2 separate regions of the Homo sapiens genome follow, and region 2 is linked to region 1. A link is an interaction called in ENCODE POLR2A ChIA-PET data of the cell type or tissue named here. Cell type or tissue: PC-9. All regions are shown on one strand. Each heading gives the region's core, and the rest is flanking DNA. Links, peaks and the distances in the headings are about the cores only. Region 1 overlaps LOC107985365 (a long non-coding RNA gene). Region 2 holds the start of LINC00184 (long intergenic non-protein coding RNA 184).

Region 1 (12,079 bases), core at 2,148-10,147:
TGGGGGCTCAAGGCCACAACACTGACCACCAGGGAGGGCTCTGGGAGACAAGAGGCTGGAGGCTGGACTCTACTCCCCTGGGCATCATGCAGAGCCCTTGCCCTCTGTGCCCTGTCCCCTTCCAACCCCTCTGCCCAAGAGAAAGCTCAGAGTCCTTCCACATCCAGAAACACAGGACTGGTTTCTACAAGTCCATTTTTTTCCCCCATAATTAAGGACTGCAGAAGGAAAGATGATTCGGATCTGGCTCGCAAGCTCAATGACTGAGAAAAGGACGCCAGGTTCCCTGGTACTAGTGACTCATACGCTTTTCAGGAGCGTCAAGACACTGTGATACATTTCTCCTGCTCTCCACAAAACTGCTCAAGGGATGAGGGACTCCCATCAGCCAAGGCAAATATACCATTGCTGTCTAAAGTAGCCAGATCACACACACAGAGAGGTCCTGGAAATGCCATTGAGAATAGGACCTTCCTTCACCCAGCCCATTTGGCAGTCCATGGCAGGGAAGCAGCAGAATTGCAGCCTCCGCAGGACTTTTAGGAGCCTGATCCACAGACTAGAGAAATGTACCTCTCCAGGAAAAAAACAGTATAGTCCTCTCATCTCCTGAGACTCCCATCCCAGCCACCTGGCTGGGAATAAACAACTCCTGTGACAAGCAACTCATTGCCTCTCTGAGACCTGGGTGTGCCACTGAGATCCATGACATCCTTCTCCAGGCAGAGCTGACGTGTGTCTCTCTGTAAGTCCCTCCCACTCACTTCATACCTTGGACCCCTAGATGGATCCCTGTGGCAAGAAAAGACCCACTGGTGACTTGCAGAAGTGGGATGTGCTGTGAGCCTCCCCTGCCAAATGCTGCACTTGCTTGCATGAGTTGGAAGTCCCCATCAATCTCTTCATCCACGCCCATTCTTCCACTCCAGTGTTCCTATTTCTTTCTGAAAGTGTGAGCTCCAGAAAACAGTGCAGGCTGGGCAAGGGGCTCACACCTGTAATCCCAGCACTTTAGGAGGCCAAAGCAGCAGGATCAGTTGAGGCCAGGAGTTCAAGACCAGCCTGGGCAACACGATGGGACCCCATCTCTAAATAAATGATTAGCTGGGCATAGCGGCACATTCCTGTAATCCAAGCTACTTAGGAGGCTGAGTCAGGAGGATCACCCCCTCAGGAGTTTGGGGCTGTAGTAAACCATGATCATGCCACTGCTCTCCAGCCTGGGCAACAAAGCAAGATCCTATCTCTATAAAAATAAATAAGCCAGGCATGGTGGCTCACGTCTGTAATCCCAGCACTTTGGGAGGCCCAGGAGGGCGGATCACCTGAGGTCAGAAGTTCGAGACCAGCCCGACCAACATGGTGAAACCCCAACTCTACTAAAAATACAAAATTAGCCGGGCGTGGTGGCACATGCCTGTAGTCCCAGCTACTCGGGAGGCTAAGGCAGGAGAATCACTTGAACCCAGGAGGTGGAGGTTGCAGTGAGCCGAGATCGCACCATTGCATTCCACCCTGGGCAACAAGAGTGAAACTCGTTTCAAAAATAAAATAAAATAAAAAGAAAGAAACAAACAAACAAACACACACACACACACACACACACACACACACAGCACAACCTCTGCCCCACGTCTCTCTGAGCAGCGTGATGGAGGATGCAAGACCAAGTCCCCCTCAGTCACCAAACAATTCAGTGCCTGCTCCATGCCAGGCTCACTATACCCTCCTAACAGTCTTTCTAGCATGGTGGGACTCTGCTGTTTCTGATGGACAAAATATATCAGCCCCATCTTCTCTGGTTTGAAACCCTGGAACTCATGGCCCCTCATAAGTGACTGTGAGACCAGGCTCTGTGTGTCAAGCTGAACTCTCATAGCTGATGGAATGAGCACAGGAGTGAAGCCCCAGGAGGAGGAGGAGGTGAGTAGCTGCAGGCCAGGGCTCAGGCAGCCCGTGGGCTAATGTGTGCCCTCCTGCTGATCTGCTGCATGGCTTTACCAGGCTTAGAAAAAAGCATCCAAGGTTCCTTCAGTGATCCAGATAGTAGAAACACCAGGTCTCAAATGCCTCAGTGCAGCTGCATGTCGCCAGAAGCAGTACTGGGAGGCTCGGTGGATAGGACTCAACATTAGCTGGAAACACAGGCAAGTCAGACTGAGAATCCAGACTGAGTCAGAAGTCCCTGTGTCCTTGCCATGGGTGTATCAGTTATCAGTGGCTGTGTAACAAATTAGCCCAAAACTTAGCACTCAAAATGTGAGCATTTCTTATGTCATAGTCTTTGTGGGTCAGGAATCTGGGAGTGACTTCACTGGATGGTTCTGGCACAGGCTATAGTTCGGATGTCAGCCAAGGCTACTGTCACCTGAAGGCATGACTGGGGTTGGAAGATCTGCTTCTGAGATGTCCCCATGGTCACACAGCCTACAAGTCAATGCTGACTGTTGGGGACCATTAGCCCTCGCTGCATGGGCCTGTTTGTATGGTTTCTTCAATGTCCTCATGAGGTGGCGCTAGCATCCCCCAGAGTAAGTGTTCCAAGAGAACAAGGAGGGAAGCACCGTTTCTTCTTCTTATTATTATTTTTTTCTTTTTTTGAGATGGAGTTTCGCTCTTTTGCCCAGGCTGGAGTGAAGTGGCATGATCTTGCCTCACTGCAACCTCTGTCATCCAGGTTCAAGCAATTCTCCTGCCTCACCCTCCCGAGTAGCCGGACTTATAGGCACTCACCACCACGCCTGGCTAATTTTCATAGTTTTAGTAGAGACAGGGTTTCACCATGTTGGCCAGGCTGGTCTCAAACTGCTAACCTCAAGTGTTCCACACGCCTCGGCCTCCCAAAGTGCTGGAATAAGGTGTGAGTCACCTCACCCAGCCAGAAGCACCACTTCTTCTATAACCCAGCCTCAGAGGTCATAGTCGGTCATCTCTAGAATATCCTATTGGTCACACAGTCAGCCCTATTCAGCGTGGGAAGAGACTACACAAGAGCATGGGTGTCAGCAGGCAAGACTATCTGAGTTCATCTCAGAGGTTGCCTGCCACAATGGCGAGTTCTATCAGGAGGACGTCCCTGAGCTACAGCTGACGTTTGTGTCACCAAAAACCATGGGGCGTCTACACATCTGCACTTCCATATCTCTATGGGTTTGTTTTTTTAACTGCACCATTATCACGTGTGTGTCAAGGGACACATCGGCCTGTTCAGCAGAGGGGCGGAGACTTCTGACTCATTCAGGAATAATGGGGCCAATGCTCGATTCTGCAATAGAGCAAGTAACACCACAAAGAGGGGATAAAAGGCACATCCAGCCCGTCCTCACCTGCATCCTCAGCGGAGGGCCTGTTGAGGTGCTTGTGCTTAATACAGAGATGGTGGCCAATTGTCAGAGGGGAAGGACAATTTAGGGTGCAATGCTGGTTACTTTTACACATATTGTCTTCAACACAATCCCTGGATCTCTGTCAAGGCACAGGGAGCATTGAAAGAAATAGCAAGAGGCTGGGCGGGGTGGCTCACGCCTGTAATCCCAACACTTTGGGAGGCCGAGGTGGGTGGATCACCTGAGGTCAGGAGTTCGAGACCAGCCTGGCCAACATGGTGAAACCCTGTCTCTACTAAAAATACAAAAATTAGCAGGGTGTGGTGGCAGACGCCTGTAGTCCCAGCTACTTGGGAGGCTGAGACAGGAGAATTGCTTGAACCCAGTAGGCTGATGTTCTAGTGAGCCAAGATCGCTCCACTGCACTCCAGCCTGGGTGACAGAGTGAGACTCCGTCTTACAAAAAAAAAAAAAAAAAAAATAGCATGAGTGAAATTTGGAATTGTAACCCTGAAGGAAGAATAAGAATTGAGTGGGGAAAGACATTGTATTTGGTAGCGGGTTGTGAGCTATTATACTTGGGGCACAGCTGTCATACTTGCCCCCTTCCTTCATCAGATGGGGTTGGAGGCTGGACGAGATGAGGTCAGCAACACGAAGACAGGAAGAGAGACCTCAGTGTGGCGGTGGCTAATCTCGAGGTCACATCAAAGTCAGCCTACACCAGCAAGACAGGAGCCCAAAGGCAGAGTAGAGAGTCAGGCAGCATGGCAGTGAGTTCCTGAGTCACGGCCACCATGGAAAACCATATGCCACCAGGGAGAATCTCTGCATGTTCCCAGGACCCATTCCTGCCAGGGAGAGAGAGGGCTTGGCTCCCAGAAGTTATGTAGGTAGAACTTCGAGCCAGAGCCTGCTATTTTTGGGATCCACTGCCCTCGGCTGAACATAAACAACTGGAAGAGCCGAGGAAGCACCAGGCATCATGGCCCTGTGTGCAAGTCAGACCTGGAAGCGGCAGCAGAAAGTCAATAGGAGCCACTTCACTTTCCCCATCTGCAATAGCAGAAAAGGTTAAAACCAGCCAGGTTTCCATGCAAGAGATGCCAGTGTCCCCACAACCAGCAAGGTGGGCTATGTAGATTTTGCTAAACAGCTCAAAGAGTTACACAAAATTCTCCACACTAGTCAAGTTAAAATTTTAATTTTAGCCTGTTGTCCCAGCTACTCAGGAGGCTGAGGCAGGAGAATGGCATGAACCTGGGAGGTGGAGCTTGCAGTAAGCCGAGATCGCACCACCGCACTCCAGCCTGGGCGACAGAGCGAGACTCCGTCTAAAAAAAAAAAAAAAAAAATTTAATTTTAATCCACTCGGATTTTAAAATAGCATATCACGATGGAAAAAGCCTTGAACTTGGAGTGTAAGGGGCCTGGGTTGAAGTTCCATTCTAGCTGTGTGAATCGGTCACATTTCTGGACTTCAAATGTCTTGACTGTATAAACAAGATAATAATAACTAGCTTATGTGGGAATATACCTGTCAGTCATCTGCAATCCAAAAAGTTTTTAATAATCATTAGCTATTTTGATTGCACTGGGCTTTTAGGAGCATGGGAGGCCCACAACCCACACATGATGGGGCTGCAATGCCCCACGATTGGGATCTCTGGTCTAATATGAAGGGACTCAGAGGTCACCTAGCTTTGGTGAAGGGGCTCATGAGCTAAGGGCAGCACAAAAATTGCCCAAGTACGACCTAGCCTCAGTGCCCCTTCACAGATGGGGAATCTGGGGCCAGGTTGTTCAAACTTTTCCAGCCTGCATCTCTTTATCACTGCATTCCTGGTTCGGGCTCCAGAAGGCAGCTTAGTGAGTTGAAGAACTGGACTTCTTAACTGCCAGAAGTGCTGGTATTTTCCCCATTCAAGAAGACACTATCTGGTCAGAGGCAGTGGCTCATGCCTGTAATCCCAATACTTTGGGAGGCCGAGGCAGGCAGATCACCTGAGGTCAAGAGTTTGAGCCCGGCCTGGTCAACATGGTGAAACCTCGTCTCTACTAAAAATACAAAAATTAGCCAGGCATGGTGGTGAGCACCTGTAATCCCAGCTACTTGGGAGGCTGAAGCAGGAGAACCACTTGAACCCAGGAGGCAGAGTTTGCAAAAGAAGAAGAAGAGGAAGAGGAAGAAGAAGAGGAAGAAGACACTGAGTCTCTGCTAAATGCAATGAGGAAAGGAAAGGAAAGGAAAGGAGGAAAGGAAAGGAAGAAAGAGAGAGAAAGAGACAGAAGGAAGGCAGACAAGGAAGGAAGGAAGGAAAGGAAGGAAGGAAAGAAAGAAAAGAAAGAAAGAAAAGAAAAGGATAAAAAGAAGACACCATCTTCCCACTTCTGGCACTTTGTGGAAATTCTTAAAACTAAGTTCCACCACTGATTCATCCAGCACCCACCTCAGACTTGCCTTCCAGCTGGTATTCACATCTCCATGGTCCACCCAGGCTGCCTCTGCACAGGCTACCCAGGGCTGATCCCAGCGGCTCCTACCTGCGTGGCCCCTCTTGGCCTCTGCAGCATCTAACAACTTTCCTCCCCTGAGTCATGCCCACAGACACCTGTTCCTGCTTCCTCCAGGCACTGCTCTCTTCCAGCCTTCTCTTTGCCTTCTTCGCGATCTCCTCTTCCTTTGTCAGTTTTAGCCCCTGCCAGTGTTCCCTGTATCTGTCCTCAATTTTCTATGCTTCCCCCTCACTCTACTCACTCTCAAAGACAGAGAAACCCTGCTTATCTCTGCAGATGATGGCCAAGTCTCCATCCCAACCCTGACCCAGTTCCCGAGGGCCAGACCCTGGCTCCTGGCTACAGTATCCCGTGCAACATGCCTAAAACCAATGAATCCATCCTCCTCCCTCCAAACCAGCTCCTCTGGTGGCTTTCTAGTGCCAGCGACGACACTATCTTCTGTGAGTCACCTCACTCCACACCTCAAAGTCACCCTAGACTCCTCCTGCTCCCTCAGCCCCACATCCAATTAGCCGCGAGGTCCTGCAGGGTTCCCTTCATAATGGCTCTCATATATATTTATTTCTTTTCATTCCTGCTGTCAGCAAAGATCCTCCAAAAATACTACTTTCTCATTGTCTTTCTCGCTTGTGAACCGCGCAGAAGTGCTCTGGGTGGTGGGATGTCATTCAAGATGCCTTTTAAACTCACGGGCCTGGCATTCCTATGCCTCTGCCATCCACCCCAACCCTCCGTTCCACACGCACCTCCCACTGCTCCTCCCTCAACCCCTCACCCTAGCCTGACCATCTGTTCAAAAGTGCCTTTGAATGTGTTTGGCAAATTACTGCTTATGCTGGTCCTTTCCCTAGAGAGCTAATAATAGCAGCCCTTAGCAGCCCTTCCAGGTTTTACACACACCAAATTAGTCCTCACAACAACCCTAGGAAGCGCATACTATGATTACCCAGCTCTGTAGATGAGGAAACTGAGGCACAGAGAGGTTAAGTATGTTGTCTAAGGCCACACAGCCAGGGAGTGACGAAGTCAACATTTCACCCTAAGTTATCTGACTCCAGGGTGACTGGACCAAGAGGCCCAAAAATCCAGCTTGTTTGTGCAGAAGGGTACTTCTTACAGCTCAATATTTTAGCATGACCAAAATTGGCGCTGTGTTATGGAAATTTTGTAGTGTAATTCCTGGAGGAAAGAAACTTTTCCCATTGACCTTCAGGCCTAGGAGAGAATGATGACACATTAAGTCATCCTGCCATTAAAATTAAGTCCAATCACCCCTAATGGAATGTCACCTCCAAAATAGCCATTAAAGCCACCGGCCTAACAAACTGGCAGGTCCCGCGTATATCACCATTACCTTGTTCCTCTAACAACCATTCTGTCCGAGGCTGGGAAGGTCCCAGGAGACACTAAGTGTTGCTCAGATCTGCCCTGTGGATGTCACCCAGAGGAGAGAAGCCTGCTACTTTGGCGATGTTTGTATTGCAGTGTGGTTTGGAGACTTGGATGACAGGTGAGGTCCATGTACGTAGGTGCTGCACGCTTTGACTTCCACATGGCCAGGGCTGAGTTCTCACTGTCCTCAAGGTGAACCCAGGCTCTGTGATGGAATGGACTATGCCTGGTTGCTGAGCAGGGTATTAGACTCCAGCCTTCTGAGCTGCATGATAGTGTTGCCATTCTCCAAAGGCAGTAGCCCCCTCCCCAAGCTGTGGTCATCCAGCAAAGCATCCCGGGGGGTCCAGCTCCCTCCTAAGTCTCCCGGCCCTCAGTGAGTGTTCACTCTGCTTCCACTCAATTCTGCTAACATTTTTGGCACCAGGAGCCTTCACATGCACTCTGTCATTTGCAACTCACATAATAAAAGAAGACTGTTATTTTTATCTCCACCTTACAGATGAGACAAGCAAGGTTTAGGGAGCTAAGGAATCAAGTAGAAATGCGTGGGATGCAGGCACAGGGCTGGGCTGCAGCCCTTCCCCACCACATCATGCTTTTTCTTGAGTACCTTCCCAGGCATTGCTTCTTTCATGTCTGTACTTCACCCTGGAAAGCAGAATTATTCCCAATTAATAGACGGGAACACTGAGACTCCACCAGGCTAAAGGAAATTGCCCTAAGTGCACATCTAGCAAATGGCAGAGCTGGATGCGGGCCTGGCCTTGCCCCTGAGTGCCGTGCCCTCTGCCTGCCTCAGCCGGGGCCCCATGCTCACCCACTGGAGCTGGAAACCCCAGCTGCCCCAGCATCAGCCTCCTCTGCTGTGGCCCGAAGGACCCATCCTGCTTCTCCCCAGCCCTGCTGACCTTTCCAAGCCATGGCCTCCACTTCTTCCTGGGCCCAGGGGCCTGTGCATCCCCCCGTGGGCACCATGCCTCCCACTGCCCGCCAGTGCCCACGTGCTGTCCTCCCCCCACACGAGACCAGCCAAGACAAAAGGTAACCTTGATGTCAAGCAAAAATCTCTATAATAGCAGTTCACATTCACAGGGTGCTTAGTGGTGCCAAGCACTGTTTCCGGCATTCTGTGGGGATTGAATCCTCAAATCCTCACAGTAATCCTATGGGAAAGGTGCCGTCATCACCCCATTTGCAACCAGGAAAACCACAGCAAAAGGCCAAGTCACAAAGACTGGGAAGGGTTGGGGGAAGGGGAGGCTAGGGAGAGATTGTTAAAGAATACAAAACCACAGCTAGAGAGGAGGAGTAAGTTCCAGTGTTCTATCCCACTGCAGGATGACTGTAGGCCACAGTAATATGTTCTATAGTCTCCAGTAGCTAAAACGATGAATCAAATATTCCCAATACAAAGAAATGGTAACTGTTTGAGATGACAGATATGCTTATTACCCTAATCTGATCACTGTGCATTATATGAGTCAAAACATCACTCTGTACTCCATGAATATGTACAATGATTATAGGTCACTTAAATAATAAAATTTTAAAATGTAACTTGCCACAGTAAGTCACGACTGAAGCCCGGATTCAAACCCAGACAGTCTGGCCTGAGAGCTCGGTCTTAGGCACCACCTCTCGTGTGAAATATTATCGTGGTGCAGAGGGAAGAACAGGCTTTGGGGTCAGAATTCTAGTGTTGCTCCTTATTCTGTGACACTGAGAAGACCGAACCTCTCAGAAGATCGGTTCCCTCACATGTAAAATCTGGGCTAATTATGGATCTATTTGGTAGGACCCATGAGAATTAAACAGAAGAGTGGGTAGAAGTGTCTAAAACCGTCTGACATGCAGCAGGTACTGGGCATTCTTAATTTCCTCATTTGCTCTAATTAAGAAAGTCTTCAAAGAGAAGTTCCTGATGCTATGGTGGTCACTTTAGTGTCAAATGCTTCAGTGTCAAGGGGTTTTATTTATTTATTTATTTATTTATTTATTTATTTATTTATTGAGACAGGGTCTCATTCTGTCACCCAGGCTGGAGTGCAGTGGCACGATGTCAGCTCACTGCAACCTCTGTCTCCCAGGTTCAGGTGATTCTCTTGCCTCAGCCTCCTGAGTAGCTGGGATTACAGGCGTGCACCACCACACCTGGCGAATTTTTTTTGTATTTTTAGTAGAGACAGGTTGTCACCATGTTGACCAGGCTGGTCTTGAACTCCTGACCTCAGGTGATCCACCTGCCTCGGCCTCCCAAAGTGCTGGGATTACAGGCATAAGCCACCACCGTGCCTGGCCCAGTGTCAAAGGGTTTTAACAGAGCCCATGGAATTGCTCTAGAAGGAACACTTCTAATCTTTTTTCTTTTTAAACATTTTTTTCGAACATGCAGAAGAGAAGAAAAATCTTGTTCTTCAAGATTGTGGCTGAATTTAACTATATTTACTAATAACTAAATACATATAACTATATATATGTAATAAGTAATAACAATATATATAAAATAAGCTATAATGGTTTTTATATGATATATAAACTACCAAATAAGCCTATTTGGTCAATAGTGTGGTATTTCCACCTTGTCAGTAAGCCAATATCAAACAACATATATTTGCATCAGGAGAGAAACTCTCCTGTTCTCTGAGACGGGATTTGTTGTCCTTGGTCCCCAGCACCCAGGTGACCGTGCAATGCCGTGAAGGGGCCCCAGGTGTTTCTGCCCATCTGGGCCTAAACTGCTGAATGCAGCAACCCCATCTACCCTGAACCCTCCAGGCTGGCCCAGCCCCTTCCGTGGCTGACACAAATGAGGGTTTTACGGTTACTTAATGGAGGGTGGATGTTACACAGCATGGCATAAGGTCAGGGTGCTGAACTTCTGCCCAGAGAGTCTATAGCCTTCATTCTAATTCTTCTTCCTCCCCTTGGACAAGTCGTTTAACCTCCCTGAGGCCTATTTTTTTATAAAAATCATTTGTGAGGTGTGAATTACATTATATGTGTTTCTGAAAGCACAGGGTAAATGCAGTCTCCCTTCCCACGTGCTATTCCTTCTCCTTGGAATATATCTGCAATGTTCTTTCCTCTTCCGCTTCCCCTCCTTCTAGCAAACTTCTATGCATACCTTTAAGACTCAACTTAGAAGCTGCCTCCTCCAGGAAGCCCTCCTATACCCCAGCAGTCTGAAATGGGTCTCTCTCATAGCATTCAGGCTTGCTCTCTTATGCCACTTTGGTCTGTCTCTGTCATTAGACAGTGAACTTCTTGCTAGCAAGGTGGGTCTTGGCCGTTCTTGTTTTGTTGTTTTTTTTTTTTTTTTTTTCAGATGGAGTCTTGCACTGTCATCCAGGCTAGAGTGCAGTGGTGAGATCTCGCCTCACTGCAACCTGCGCCTCCTGGGTTCAAGCGATTCTCCTGCCTCAGCCTCCCGAGTAGCTGGGATTACAGGCACCCACCACCATGCCTAGCTAATTTTTTTTGTATTTTTAGTAAAGACGGGTTTTCACCATGTTGGCCAGGCTGGTCTCGAACTCCTGACCTTGTGATTCGCCCACCTCGGCCTCCCAAAATGCTGGGATTAGCGGCGTGAGCCACCACGCCTGGGTCTTGGCAATTTTTAAACCCCCAGAATCTAGGGCCTGGCACAAGATAGATTCTCAAAAAGAGCTTGCTGAACAAATGAATCATAAAGCTGAATTCCATAATCCAAGCCACATTTTCTCATTTACTCACAATATGGCACACAGATTATGCCTCTAGAAATAAACAAGGTCAGAGGTTGTGAGATGAGAGGTGGGTCAGAAAGCAGGGCAGGGTCAGGAGCTTCCACCGCCCTGACACCTCAGGCCCCGGCTCCAGCAACCCCACAGAATGACACAGCAACCACAGAAGGGGATGGCAGCCTCCTGCCCCTTGCCAAGCTGTAAAAAGTAATGGCAAGAAACCATGTCCTAATTTCCCTCCTCAGATCATGCCAGCTTGTGGAATTTAACCACGAGAATATTGATAAGTCCCGGAAAAAGGTTGGAGGACAAAGTCGATGTCTGTCATCAGCCAGGTTCCGCATGCCTGAATTGCAGAGTCATGGTGGATCTTAAGGGTCATCTAGTCTACCCTCTGCTCTGTGTACAAACCTCTCCGAGCCAGCGGTCACTCCCAGTCATGGGGTGTTTCAAAATCTCCAGACTTGAAGTTGTAAGTGGAGTGGCAAAGACAAAATTCACTCCATGATCCCTCCAATGCAGGGACGTTTTCGAGACTCAGTGGAGCACTTCGGATACACCACGCATTGCCTTGGGAACCACAAAGAACACAGAGATGAGACGTCATGCCTGCCTCCAAGGCTCAAGCTTCAGATGTGGCAGAAAGGCCGTTTCCACAGTGGGCATAATTGAGGGCACCTAGAGTCAGGGCCGCAAGCTGGACATACGTGGTGGATGGAGACAGAAGCCATGTGGGGACATTCGGCAGAGCAATGGACCCCCTTCCTTCAGAAATTCAACCAAATCCGATGGTAGACTTGATTCCAAAAATTAATTTTCAGAAGGGAAATTTCAATATGGACTGGGTATTGAATGATAGATAGCAAGGAAGTGTTGGCAATTTTTAGGCCAGACGACCATAACATCATTACGTATAAAAATGCCCCTCTATTTTAGAGATGCAAAATCTAGTACATAGATATAAAGTGGCGTGAAACATTAAAGCAACTCAGAAAGAAATAAGTAGAGGCAGGGATCCATGAAGCAACTGTGGTAAGATCTTGATAGCCATGGATTCTGGGCGACATATGGTTCAGGTGCATCGTGCACTCTCTCTCCTTTGGGAATGTTTGAAAT
Region 2 (12,079 bases), core at 1,870-9,869, 240 kb before region 1:
GTATGTTTTGTAGAGACAGGAGTTTGTCATGTTGCCCAGGCTGGTCTTGAACTCCTGGGCTCAAGCGATCCACCTACCTCAGCCTTCCAAAGTTTTGGGGTTATAGGCATGAGCCAACACATCCAGCCTGAAATTCTTTGTAATTAAATTAACCTGTCCCAAGTTTCCAATTTTGGGAGGGAGGTATATTTTTAAAGTCTAAATTTCATTTTATTCAGGAAACAGGAATTAAGCCCCACCACACATCAAAACTACATACTATTATCCTAAAAATAACTCCTCTTGAGGCATGTAAGATGCATGTTAACAAGGGAATCATATTCTCTGAGTGGCAGAACCCAACATTTTAATATGCATTTTATGGGTGTGGTGGCACATGCGTGTAGTCCCAGCTACTCAAGAGGCCGAGGTAGGAGGATCACTTGAGCCCAAGAGTTCAAGGCTGCGGTGAACTATGATGGCACCTCTGCACTCTAGCCTGGGCAACAGAGCAACATGCTGTCTCTTAAAAAATAAAAAATAAAGTTGATTTCTTTTCTTTTTTTTCTTTTTTGAGATGGAGTCTCGCTCTTTCACCCAGGCTGGAGTGCAATGGTACAATCTTGGCTCACTGCAACCTCCGCCTCCCGAGTTCAAGCAATTCTCCTGCCTCAGCCTCCTGAGTAGCTGGGATTACAGGCATGTGTCACCACGCCTGGCTAATTTTTGTATTTTTAGTAGAGACGAGGTTTCACCATGTTGGTCAGGCTGGTCTTGAACTCCTGACGTTGTGATCCACCCGCCTCAGCCTCCCAAAGTGCTGGGATTATAGGCATGAGCCAGCACGCCCCACCCAAAATTGATTTCTTAAAGACAGTGAAGTATGATAACTGTTGGTTTGATCTTGCCCTGAAGCCGAATAAAGGTTTGACCTATGAGAATCAAGGACAATTAAAATATTAGCTTATAGCATAAAAAGAGAAGCAGACTTCCCCTTACATGCACACACATACACACACTCTCTTTCTGAAGTCAACTATACATAATTTTTAAGACATTACACATTGGATTGTTCCCACTATCACGCGATCTTGTAATGATCAGGACTGTCTTCTTTGTTACATGTAGTAGGGACCAAGATACTTTTAGGGCCTCATGAAAATGTTTGATTTTAATTTATTTTAAAATCAGGGCCGGGTGCAGTGGCACACACCTGTAATCCCAGCACTTTGGGAGGCCAAGGTGGGAGGATTGCTTGAGTCCAGGAGTTCAAGACCAGTTTGTGCAACGTGGCAAAACTGCGTCTCTACAAAAAAAAAAAAAAAAAAAAAAAATTGCGTAGTGGTGCATGCCTGTAGTCCCAACTACTTGGGAGGCTGAGGTGGGAGGATCACTTGAGCCTGGGAAGCGGAGGTCACAGTTAGTCAAGATAGCTCCACTGCCCTCCAGCCTGGGTGACAGAGTGAGACCCTATCTCAAAAAACAAATAAATAAAATCAGAACGAAAAAATATAATAATCACAAGTACATAAGAACAAATTCATATACTTTTTAATTTTATTTTTAATGAAGAAAGGAGCCCACAAAGACAAAAATACCCTCAGCATTTCCAGGCACCACAAGAGTCACAATGAGGCCCTAGTAAGGACACCAATCCAGTTGAAGTTCATGTATTCATACTGAGTACTCCTGGAAATTTTCATATTTTAAATTTATATATTGCGCAAGACTTAGTCTTTGATTTTCTAGTTTTTTCTATTTATACTAACACCTCAGAGACCTAATACATTTCATGGCCTTTGTTTACTGTCTCTATCGTAATGACTTCCAAGTCCCTCTCTTCTCTATTCTTGTGTTGGAGTTCTAATTTTGTACTTCTAAGTACCTGTTGGGTATTTCCACCTGTGTATCTCATCGCTGGCTCAGCCGACAAACACATCACTGAGCTCACCATCTTCCCCTGCTCTTCGGTTTTCTCTCTTCAATTTTCCTGTCTATTAGAGTTCCTGCTAACTCTGTAGTCATTAATGAACCAACCACAAGCTTGTCTCCTTCTTCATCCCCTTATCTGAGGACCTGATTGAGCCTCTGGTCCCATGCCCACTGCCATCCCTATTGAAGTCTCACTGCCAGTCCCTCAGCCAAGCATCCTTACTTCTCATCGAGTTCCACATGCAGACTCCTGACTGACTTCTCTGCATTCCAGCTTCCTTGTGCGATACATTCCTGACCCTCCCCGAATTGATCTTTGTACTGCTTTCATCATTTTCCTCCTCTGCTCCATAATTCCTCCGCACTTCAACCCAAACTCCTCACCCAGTTTAGAAAGCTCTGCTCACGTGGTTCCTCCCACTGTGGACAATGCATCTCCCAACACATTAACACCCACCAGAGGTGATGATTAAGGAGTCCCTTCACTCACGAACTAGACTTGCTGTCTTAGTCTTTTGTGTCTGCTCTTTCTTTCATTCATTTACTCCATTTTTGGGGTAACTACTCTGTCCCAGGCACAGACACCTTAAATGGTCCTCTATTACCTATTCCAACCCTATACAGCTTTCAAAGCTCAGGTCAACTTCCAATCCATGAAGCCCAGGTCTCCCTTCTATCACAAGTCTTTTTCCTCTGAACTCCTGGGAAGCTTAGAGACATTGTCAAACATTTAGGACTTAAACATGTGACATGAGATTTCCTGACTGTGTCACGCATGCTCTCCAGTCTGACTTGTTTGAGTTTCTGCAAAGATCTTTACAGAAGATCTATCTTCTTACCACTCAGCTGCAGCTGGCATCGAGCCCTGGCTGGACTAGTCATGCTAACCCCTTGGTTATTAATCATCGCCATGATTTTTCATGTGTTTACTATAGTATGATCCAGGCGTTGACTATACTGGGCACTTTATGAGGTTGTTATTATCCTCCGTTTTTTACAGATGAGGAAAGTGAGGCTCAGAGGGGTTAAGTGACTTCTCCAGTTTTACATAGTTTGAAAGTGGCTGACTGAGAATTTGAATATAGGTCCGACATAATTCAAATATTGTGCTCTTGACCACTTAACTAAATTAACTCTACTTTCTGATTGATTCACATATGTTGAAATCTACTCATTCTCCTCCTAGTGTCATTATGTTTGTTTATTCTCTCCTTTATATTTTTAAGGCCTGCTGGTCTATCCTTTCCAGGATCTACACTTATGCTGGACCCACTAAGCTGTCCTAGAACATCATAGTAAATGTTCACCAGATATTAATTATTTGAGTGAGAATGGTTGTGAGCATTGGGTACTCCCCCAGCCAGTACCCTTCTCTCTTGCAGTAGTATATTTTGTAGATTAAATAAAACTCAAGATAAAAAAAACAAATTAATAAATGATCAATGGAAACAGAAATTTGGAACATAAAAGTATTATTTCAAAATGAACACATTATATGTAAAAGCTCACAACCAGGAATTTCTTCAGTTGGGTTTGCAGCAATGTTATGTCACTAATACTATATTTCTCTCTGTATGGCCAAACCTGTAAAGCCTCAATATCTGATTATGGAGCACATCTAGACTGTTAAAAAGCTTTCTATAATATTAATAAAATCAAATAATAAATAAAAATTAAATTGACTAATCATAGCAATTTCATTTTGAGAATGTTTTGTAGGCTGAAGGCAAATCCTTGAGATATTTTTGCAGGAGCGTCATTGCGAAACAGAATCTGCAGTAGAACTATGTCATCTTCTGGTTCTGAGTGTGCCCTCTCATTGCTGGCAGATGGCAAGTATTTATTTGCTTGCTAGCTCTTTAGTGGAACTGGTCTTCTGTTTCCACTGTCGCCTCGTGTGACACAAACTGCCACCTATCTCCCAAGGTTCTTTCTTTGTAACAGAACCCTAGTTTTTGGCTGGACTCATTTCCCCAGTGGTAGAGGCTGCTGGCTGGTCATGTCATGAGCCCAGGTCTTCTTCTTGGGCACAACCAGATGCCATTTCTCAGCCTCCCTTGCAGTTATATGCAGCTGTGTGTTTGAGTTCTGGCCGTTAGTGAGTGGAAGTGATGTGTCCCTTCTACTCACACTTCTGTAGTCCTGGCCTACAGAAACTCACAATGGTTCTCTATACTCTTTATCTTTCCACAGCTTAATGCAGTTAAGTAACAAGATCTTGGAAGACAAGTGTTGAAGGTGAAAGAGGCACAAGATAGAAGAAACCTGGGTCCTTAGATCCTTGCTTGGAGGAAAACCACCTGCCAATCCAGAACATCATTTTGGACTTCATGTGAGTGAGAAGTAATCCTGTATCATGTTTGAGCCATTAAGCGTATTTTGATTGCTTGTTCTGATAGCTGTAAGTATCTTACTGATGTAGACATCATAAGTGAGAGACCATGTTTCCTCACCTCCCCTGCTAAGTGTAACCATGTAACTAAATTCTGGCCAATGAGATGTAAGCAGAAGTGTTTTGTGTGACTTTGAAACAGGATGCTTCAAGGAAGCTGATTTGGACGGGATGGGAAAACTTCTGTTGTCTTTTGTTCCCTTTCTTTTATAGTTCAGCACTCAGACAAAATGTCAGGAATTGCTCTGGCCATCTTGCACTTCTGTGAATGGAAACCATTTTCTAAGACAATGGGGTAGGGTGATAGAGAAGACTAGGTTTCTGATGGATGTGGAGCTGTTGGGCCCATCTGGGACTCTTAACCCCATCCACAGTGCTTTTATATTGGAGGAATCTCTTGTTTAAGCCTCTATTTTATTTCTCATAGAGACACACGTTCTTTCTATAGGAGCAAAAGTGACCATTTTAAGATTTGAATCAAGTTATGCCACTTCTTGGCTATGAATCCCTTCCTGACTTCCAGTTTACCTTAGAATTGAATTTATATTTCTACCATGGTTTATGAAGCCCTGCTTGATTTGTCTCCTGCCTACCCCAATGACCCCACCACAATTACACTGGCCTGCCTTCTGTTCTGCTGTAGTGACTGATCATTCACCTCCATGAGGCCCTACTGAAGATGTTACCTTTTCAGGGAGGTTCTCTGACCTCCCACCTACAATGGGCTCTCCCAGCTTTCGTCTGTCTCACCACCGTGTTTACTTCCTACATGGCTCTGATCACAGTCTTTAATCATCTGGTTGATGTATTTATTCATTTGTTTGTCACTATCTCCCCAACTAAAATGTAAGCTCTGTGAGGCAAAGATGGTCTCCAGTACAACGCAGTGCCTGCTGCATAGGAAGCACTCATTACATTATGAAAAATACAGCAAACATGTATGTACATTTGAATATACATAAACACTAGATGTATGTGCATGTGTACACATATATAGTTGACCTGTGACTACTGCAGGAGTTGGGGGCGCTGACCCTCCATGCAGTCGAAAATCTGACTTTTAATATAACTTGGTTTTTGGATTTATAGTGTGTGGATTTCTTTTTAAAAATCTGGCCCTGATTATAAAGAGAGAAAAAGTGGAATTAAATTTAGCCATTATTAAGAATCCAACAAATCAAATATAAGTCACAGTGAATACTAAAATTTTGAGGTGAAAAAGAAAATTAGAACTGGAGATAGACATTATAGTGCCGTCCCAGAAAATGGCAGTATCTAGCCCATGAGAGAGTTTCTTTCATATTTTTTTCATTACATGTACTAAACATAGTGATTGCTTTTTATCTTTTTAAAAAAATCTAGGCCAGTCGCGGTGGCTCACGCCTGTAATCCCAGCACTTTGGGAGGCCAAGGTGGGCAGATCACAAGGTCATGAGATCGAGACCATCCTGGCTAACACGGTGAAAACCCATCTCTACTAAAAATACAAAAAATTAGCCAGGCATGGTGTCAGGCACCTGTAGTTCCAGCTACTCAGGAGGTTAAGGCAGCACAATGGCGTGAACCCGGGAGGTGGAACTTGCAGTGAGCCGAGATCACGCCACTGCACTCCAGCCTAGACAATAGAACAAGACTCTGTCTCAAAAAAAGAGAGAGAAAAAAATATCTAAATGATTATTTGCTCTCTGTTCAAAAATCACTCAGCCAAATAGAATTTCCTGCTGAAGAAAATTATGACATAAAAATTTTAAAATTACCCCACCACTTTTTTTTGTTTGTTTTTTATCTCTGTCAGTTTGTTACCTTTATTCCTGAAAGAAGGACTCAAGACTCATGTGATACTCTAAAATAGATATTAATAGGAAATGTTCCTAGACAATGTGGGTTTGCAAGAGAAACAAAGAATTTATTGTTGACTTGATTACTAGCTCAAAGTAATCAGAAATTCCATGAAAGACACTGAAAGTTGACCTCTTTTAAAACTACTTTCAAAAGCGGAGGTTGATTTGTATTTCTTAATCAGCATCTCAGAACAATGTACATTCTTTTTGTATAGTGTCATGGGCATCTGGGACTTTGGCTTGATCAACATCCACTTCCTCCTGTGATACCAAGACCCTAGTTTTCTTTTAAAGAACCACCCCTCCCTGACTCTCAGTCTTTGTTTTCTGGTGGGGTTGACTCTTACCCCTAACCCCAGGGGTGGGGCATGTGGTCCAAGTCTGGCCAATGAGAATTTTAACCATGCTGGTGATTCAAGAATGAGTATATGTTACATGCTGAGCTTATCAGAACCAACATTGTCAGCCACAGGGGTTATGCTAGAAGTATTGGAAAGGATAAATTCTCTTCTGGGGTGGTTAAACCAATAGAAAATTAGCCTGGAGCTTCTGGTGGACATCTTGTCAAAAAAATAGTGATTGCCTGCTTGAGAATGAAATCAAGAGAGAAGAAGGCAAAGCTAAAGCCTGGAGAATATTCCTGAAGACATTTTTCAAGGATCTGGAACCACCCTTGAACTTTTTTTTTTCTTTTTTTTAGAGACAGGGTCTTGTTCTGTTGCCTAAGCTGGAGTGCATTGGTGCAATCATGGCTCACTGCAGCCTCAACTCCTAGTCTCAAATGATTCTCCTTCCTCAGCCTCCCAAGTAGCTGGGACTACAGGCATGTGCCACTGTGCCCAGTGATTTTTTTTTTTTTTTTTTTTTTTGTAGAGATGAGGTCATGTTATGTTGCCCAGGCTGGTCTTGAACTCCTGGCCTCAAGTGATCTTCCCACCTTGGTCTCCCAAAGTAACTGAATTACATGCATGAGCCACTGTGTTTAGCCTGAGCATTTTCAGGTACATAAACAAATATATTGCCCTTATTTGAGTTTCATCACTTGAAACTAAGAATCTTGACTATACACTTAATTGGTTACTAAATGAATTAGGATATAAAGATTTTTTTAAATTAGTTTGCTACAAAATTTTCTGTAATTGGAAGAAAGATGGCCATTCCTCCCCAAAGGAGCTCTTACAACTTGAATTCTTTCATCAGAAAATGCAGTTTCCTTTTGCCTATACACAATCTAAAGATTTTTTAATATACTTCTTTAGTTGCCTAAATGTTCTTTATATGTTTGTCTTGTCCTTGCAGTTCATATTAGATATTATGTTACCAATGAGCAGGGACTATGATGAATGTGTCTTTAGAACACCCAATGAAGTGCCACTTGCCACAAGAAGCTAAGTCACAATCTGATGGCCAGAGGAGGCAATCATTCTTCCTACAGTTTTGTGCATAAACCTTCCTGCCTCTCTGCTGGGGACCACCTATGGGGAAAGGAAAACTTCTCTCTCATGGCTCTCCTTTCCCAGGAAAACTTTAGCTCCTGTTGAGACCAACACCTTCCCTGGAGAATGCAGAGTGAAGGGATTAGGCCCATCACAATTTTCCATTCATGATGTTGGGTCAAGCAAGGCATCACACAGAATGAATAGAAACAGAAACAGCCCCACATGTGAAGTAGGAGCCATGCTGGAATGAACAAGGGCCACGGTATGGGTGAGTTACACGGTACAGAGCACAGGGGCTGACTGCTTTGTGCTCTTCCAGGTGGGATCATTACTTGCCAGCCTTCCAGCTGATGCCAGTGGCAACAGCACGACAGGCTGAACTGGATTCTTTATGACTATGTATTCATTAGGGGGAAAAAGCACTTCCAATGCAAATGATTGAAATGGAAACAAGATGTGCACTCTGCTGCCTAAATGAAAGCTCTACCAGGTAGGCCATTCAAACTCAATTAAGAGTAGCAAAACAGGATCTATCAGGACAGTGGCTGTAACCCCTGTCACAGAGAATGGACAGTGAGCGGTCCAAATGGATTGGGGGGCATGAATGGCACCTGACTTACAGCAGGAGCTCAGCACTTTTACTCTCTTTGCCGCTTCACTGGAACCAGGAGAAAAAGACATTAGGATGAAGGATAATGTGTGATACACACATAAAGATGAAAGCGAGAGGGACACATGCAATGTCACTTATTGGAAGGACCACTTTAGGCTGCTCTGTCCTCTCTCCCCTGAAAACATGTTCCACATTGTTTTAACCATCTGTGGCCCACTCTGGAGCTCAAGGAACCCTGGCCTTTCTGCTTTATTGTGAGCACAGCCATATGAAACTGCAATCTGGCAGCTGAAGGGGAAAGTACTTTTACTGTCTCTGCTGAGAAAGGGTTTGGATGAATCGAATCCCCTGTTATGCGTGAAATTGTACCCTCTAGAAAGCTCTGTTGATGACCCAACCCACGGTACCTGTGAATGTGACCTTATTTGAAAATATGGTCTTATAAATGTAATCAAGCAAAGATGAGATGATACTGAATTAGGGTGGGCCTCCACCAACATGACTGGTGTCCTTATGAGAAGCAAGGAAGAGACATAAGGAGAACATGGTGTGACAATTGAGACAGAGATTGGAGTGATGCATCTACAAGCCAAGAAATGTCAAGGGCCGTGAGCCACACCAGAAGCTAAGAGAAAGGCATGGGACTGACCCTCCCCTAGAGCCATCAGAAAGAGCCTGACCCTGGCGGCACCTTGCTTTTGGACTTCTAGACTCCAGAATTATGAGAATAAATTTGTGTTGCTTTAAGCCACTCAGTTTGTGGTAATTTGTTATGACAGTTCTAAGAAACTAATCCACCCTGCTAAAGAGTAAATGTCTGATGCAAAACTCACTACATGGATGAAAAGGCTGAGATATTCCGAAGAGTCATAATGAACTGTGCCGTCATCTACAAAGGAAGTGCAGCACTGCAACAACTCAAGATAGATTCTGGAGACGTGGCAGGACAGACGTGCCTACCAGACTAGGAGCACTTTCAGGACAGCGTCATGCCTTGTTCTCCTCCACATCCCTCCGTGCCTGAAAATCAGAAATGCTCAATTAAATGTTGAAAATGTCAATAAATTCATAGGAAAACGATCTCAGATAAGTCAATAACGTTATGTTATTTTATTTTATTTTTGAAATGGAGTCTTGCTTTGTCACCCAGGCTGGAGTGTAGTGGCACGATCTCAGCTCATTGCAACCTCTGCCTCCCAGGTTCAAGCGATTCTCCTGCCTCGGCCCCCTGAGTAGCTAGGATTATAGGCATGCACCACCACGTCCAGCTAATTTTTGTATTTTTAGTGGAGACGGAGTTTCACCATGTTGGTCAGGCTGGTCTCGAACTCCTGACCTCGTGATCCACCCACCTCGGCTTCCCAAATTGCTGGGCTTACAGGTGTGAGCCACCGCACCCAGCCATGATTAACCTTATTTTATGATGTCATGTAAGTCCTTACCACCACCTTCCATGAAGACGTAACTGACAAAGACATCTGATTTGATGCTTTCATTGGAGAAACCCACCCTTGGCCATTGAAGAGCACAACTTTGGGTTTCTTTGAGATTTAATCTGGTCCTTGGATTCCCAAATGGCAGACGTGGCCAGTAACAGCTTTTTACAAATCTTCAAATCCCACTGACACTGGGATTCTGCCCCTCAGACGTGGCTGTGGTTTTTTCACTGGCAGGGCAGGATATGTTACTCTCCGCTTAACATCGGCCCACTCACAGTGTTAGTTAGCCTGCTGTTTCATACATGAATCCATCTGAAATGCCTCCGAGTCTCCAGGTGAAGGGTGCTGCCATCAGCAGCAGCCAATAAATGAAATAATACCAAATATAAAATCAGCCACATTGGTCTCCTGGAGGTAAATAGAGCACAGGGGCGTTTCATTTACTGAAAGGCCAGAATTGCGATACCTGTAAATGTTGAATGTGAATGTGTTTTATAAAGTGTAAAGGGCTGTAAAGAAGTCAGTTATTATGTTTATTATTGCTCCTGCTCTGTACACTTGATCAAATGACAAACCCAAAGGCTCACCTCTCTGGGCTCCGGTTTCCTTACTCAAATGAGGGAATTATGTTTAATATCCCAAGCTCCCAACTAAATCTTTTTTTTTTCCTTTGACTCTATGAATCTATCAGCAGGAACTTCCATCCAAATTCCTGAAATGTGGGAATATATTTGATGACGCTGTTTACATATAATATTAATTTATTTTGCATAAATTTTTCAGAATATGTTTTGTATAACATAGAAGATGAAGGGGGAAAAAGTAAAGTAAGATGGGAAAGTAGGCCATAAGGAAGGATAAGGAGAAACGCTTAAGAAAATCCACCTATTATAATAATTAAAATTCAGCTTACCTGGAAAGGGGAGGAGAGCATTTATGATTAACATGAATGTAGTCTGTGCTCATTGCAAAGTAAATTTTCAGAAAAAAAGGGCAAAATCTGATTATTTTAATCGTCAGATTAAATGCAATTAGAAATCCCACCTACCTTTTAAAGTAAACAGCAAACTTAGTATTTTACTACATAAAAGAAACAATTGAAATAATCCTAACTTCAGGTTATCGTTGCATATAACAGAACATTATATTTGAAAATGATCCTCATTGAGTTTTTTGGATTCAACAACTTTTTCTGTGGCTAAAAATGTCCCTTGAGTTTCTGAAATCTGCTAGAATGCTGGGAAGAGCTGTGCAGAAATACCTCCAAAGGGTCAGAAAGTAATTTAGGATTTTTAATTCAATGGAATCAATCTTTCTTGTGTATTTTTACTTACTTTTTTAGACAATAGGCCAATGATTGTAGGGTTTGTTCTAGCCTTGAAACCAACTCTCTGCAGAGCAATTCCTGTTTCCACAAAGGGTGCATCAGGATGCATGGGACCCCCGGATCACAGGCCCCACGTGTGAACGAAGCAACACAGACCATGGATAACAGAGACCTCTCTAGGGTGAGTTCTCTTGAGATGCAGGGCACGATCAACAGGACGAACAAGCCTAAAGATGACAAATGGGTATACTGGCATGGGCTGGACGAAAGGAGGCAATAGGGCTAAAAACACAGAACCAAACCTGTCATTTCTCTCCACAACTTCCTTTTGATCTCAAATATCATGTGTTCTCACTTATAAGTGGGAGCTAAACAATGGGTACACTTGGGCATGAAGATGGAAATCATAGACACTGTGGATTCCAAAGTAGGGGAGAATGGGAGAGGGGCAAGGGTTCAAAAATTACCTGTTAGGCACTATGTTCACTATCTTTTTTTTTTTTTTCTTTTTTGAGACGGAGTCTCGCTTTGTCGCCCAGCCTGGAGTGCAATGGCGCGATCCCGGCTCACTGCAACCTCTGCCCACCAGGTTCAAGTGATTCTCCTGCCTCAGCCTCCTCAGTAGCTGGGACTACAGGCATGCGCCACCACGCCTGGCTAATTTTTGTATTTTTAGTAGAGACAGGGTTTCGCCATGTTGGGCAGGCTGATCTCAAACTCCTGACCTCAAGTGATCCGCCCACCTCGGCCTCCCAAAGTGCTGGGATTACACATGAGAGCCACCGCACCTGGCCTATGTTCACTATCTGGGTAACAAGTACACTAGAAGCCCAATCCCACTGTTATGCAATATACCCATGCCTATGTACGTGTACCCCCTGAAAACATGCATATGTACCCCCGAATCTAAAATAAAATAAAAGAGATGCAGAAAAGAATAATTTAAAAAATATTTTGAGAAATGTATAACAAGAGCCATAAAAGTGTTTATATTCCCTTGTCCTAGTAATTCTGCTTGTGGATATTTATCTTAACAAAATCATCAGAAATGTGTAGAATGATTTATGGATAAGCATGTTCACTGAAGCATTCCTTAGACTATAGGAAAATTTGGGAA

What was found. ChIA-PET counts read pairs that join two places held together with the same protein. Peaks named below come from ENCODE experiments on the same cell type or tissue, not always from the same donor. Only the 100,000 strongest peaks of a DNase experiment are listed, where the experiment ranks them.
Region 2: POLR2A ChIA-PET joins it to region 1 with 26 read pairs; 3 of 35 experiments call an interaction of 5 or more read pairs at or near these places.

Annotation. Positions count from the first base shown.
Region 1 is chr1:234,863,402-234,875,480 of GRCh38, forward strand. LOC107985365 (a long non-coding RNA gene) reads right to left here. Exons shown (of 3, transcript XR_001738533.2): 1 at 11,375-12,079; 2 at 7,201-7,889. Among named protein-coding and RNA genes, the nearest start is that of LINC02971, 88 kb to the right of the region's middle. In PC-9, for the core only: no CTCF peak of the experiment used is centred there; DNase peaks (open chromatin) are centred at 3,030, 4,030, 5,940 and 6,290; H3K4me3 peaks cover 4,889 bases; H3K27ac peaks cover 6,027 bases.
Region 2 is chr1:234,625,505-234,637,583 of GRCh38, forward strand. It overlaps LINC00184 (long intergenic non-protein coding RNA 184), which reads left to right and starts at 3,807. Exons shown (of 2, transcript NR_033927.1): 1 at 3,807-4,243; 2 at 7,444-9,276. In PC-9, for the core only: no CTCF peak of the experiment used is centred there; a DNase peak (open chromatin) is centred at 6,397; H3K27ac peaks cover 3,390 bases.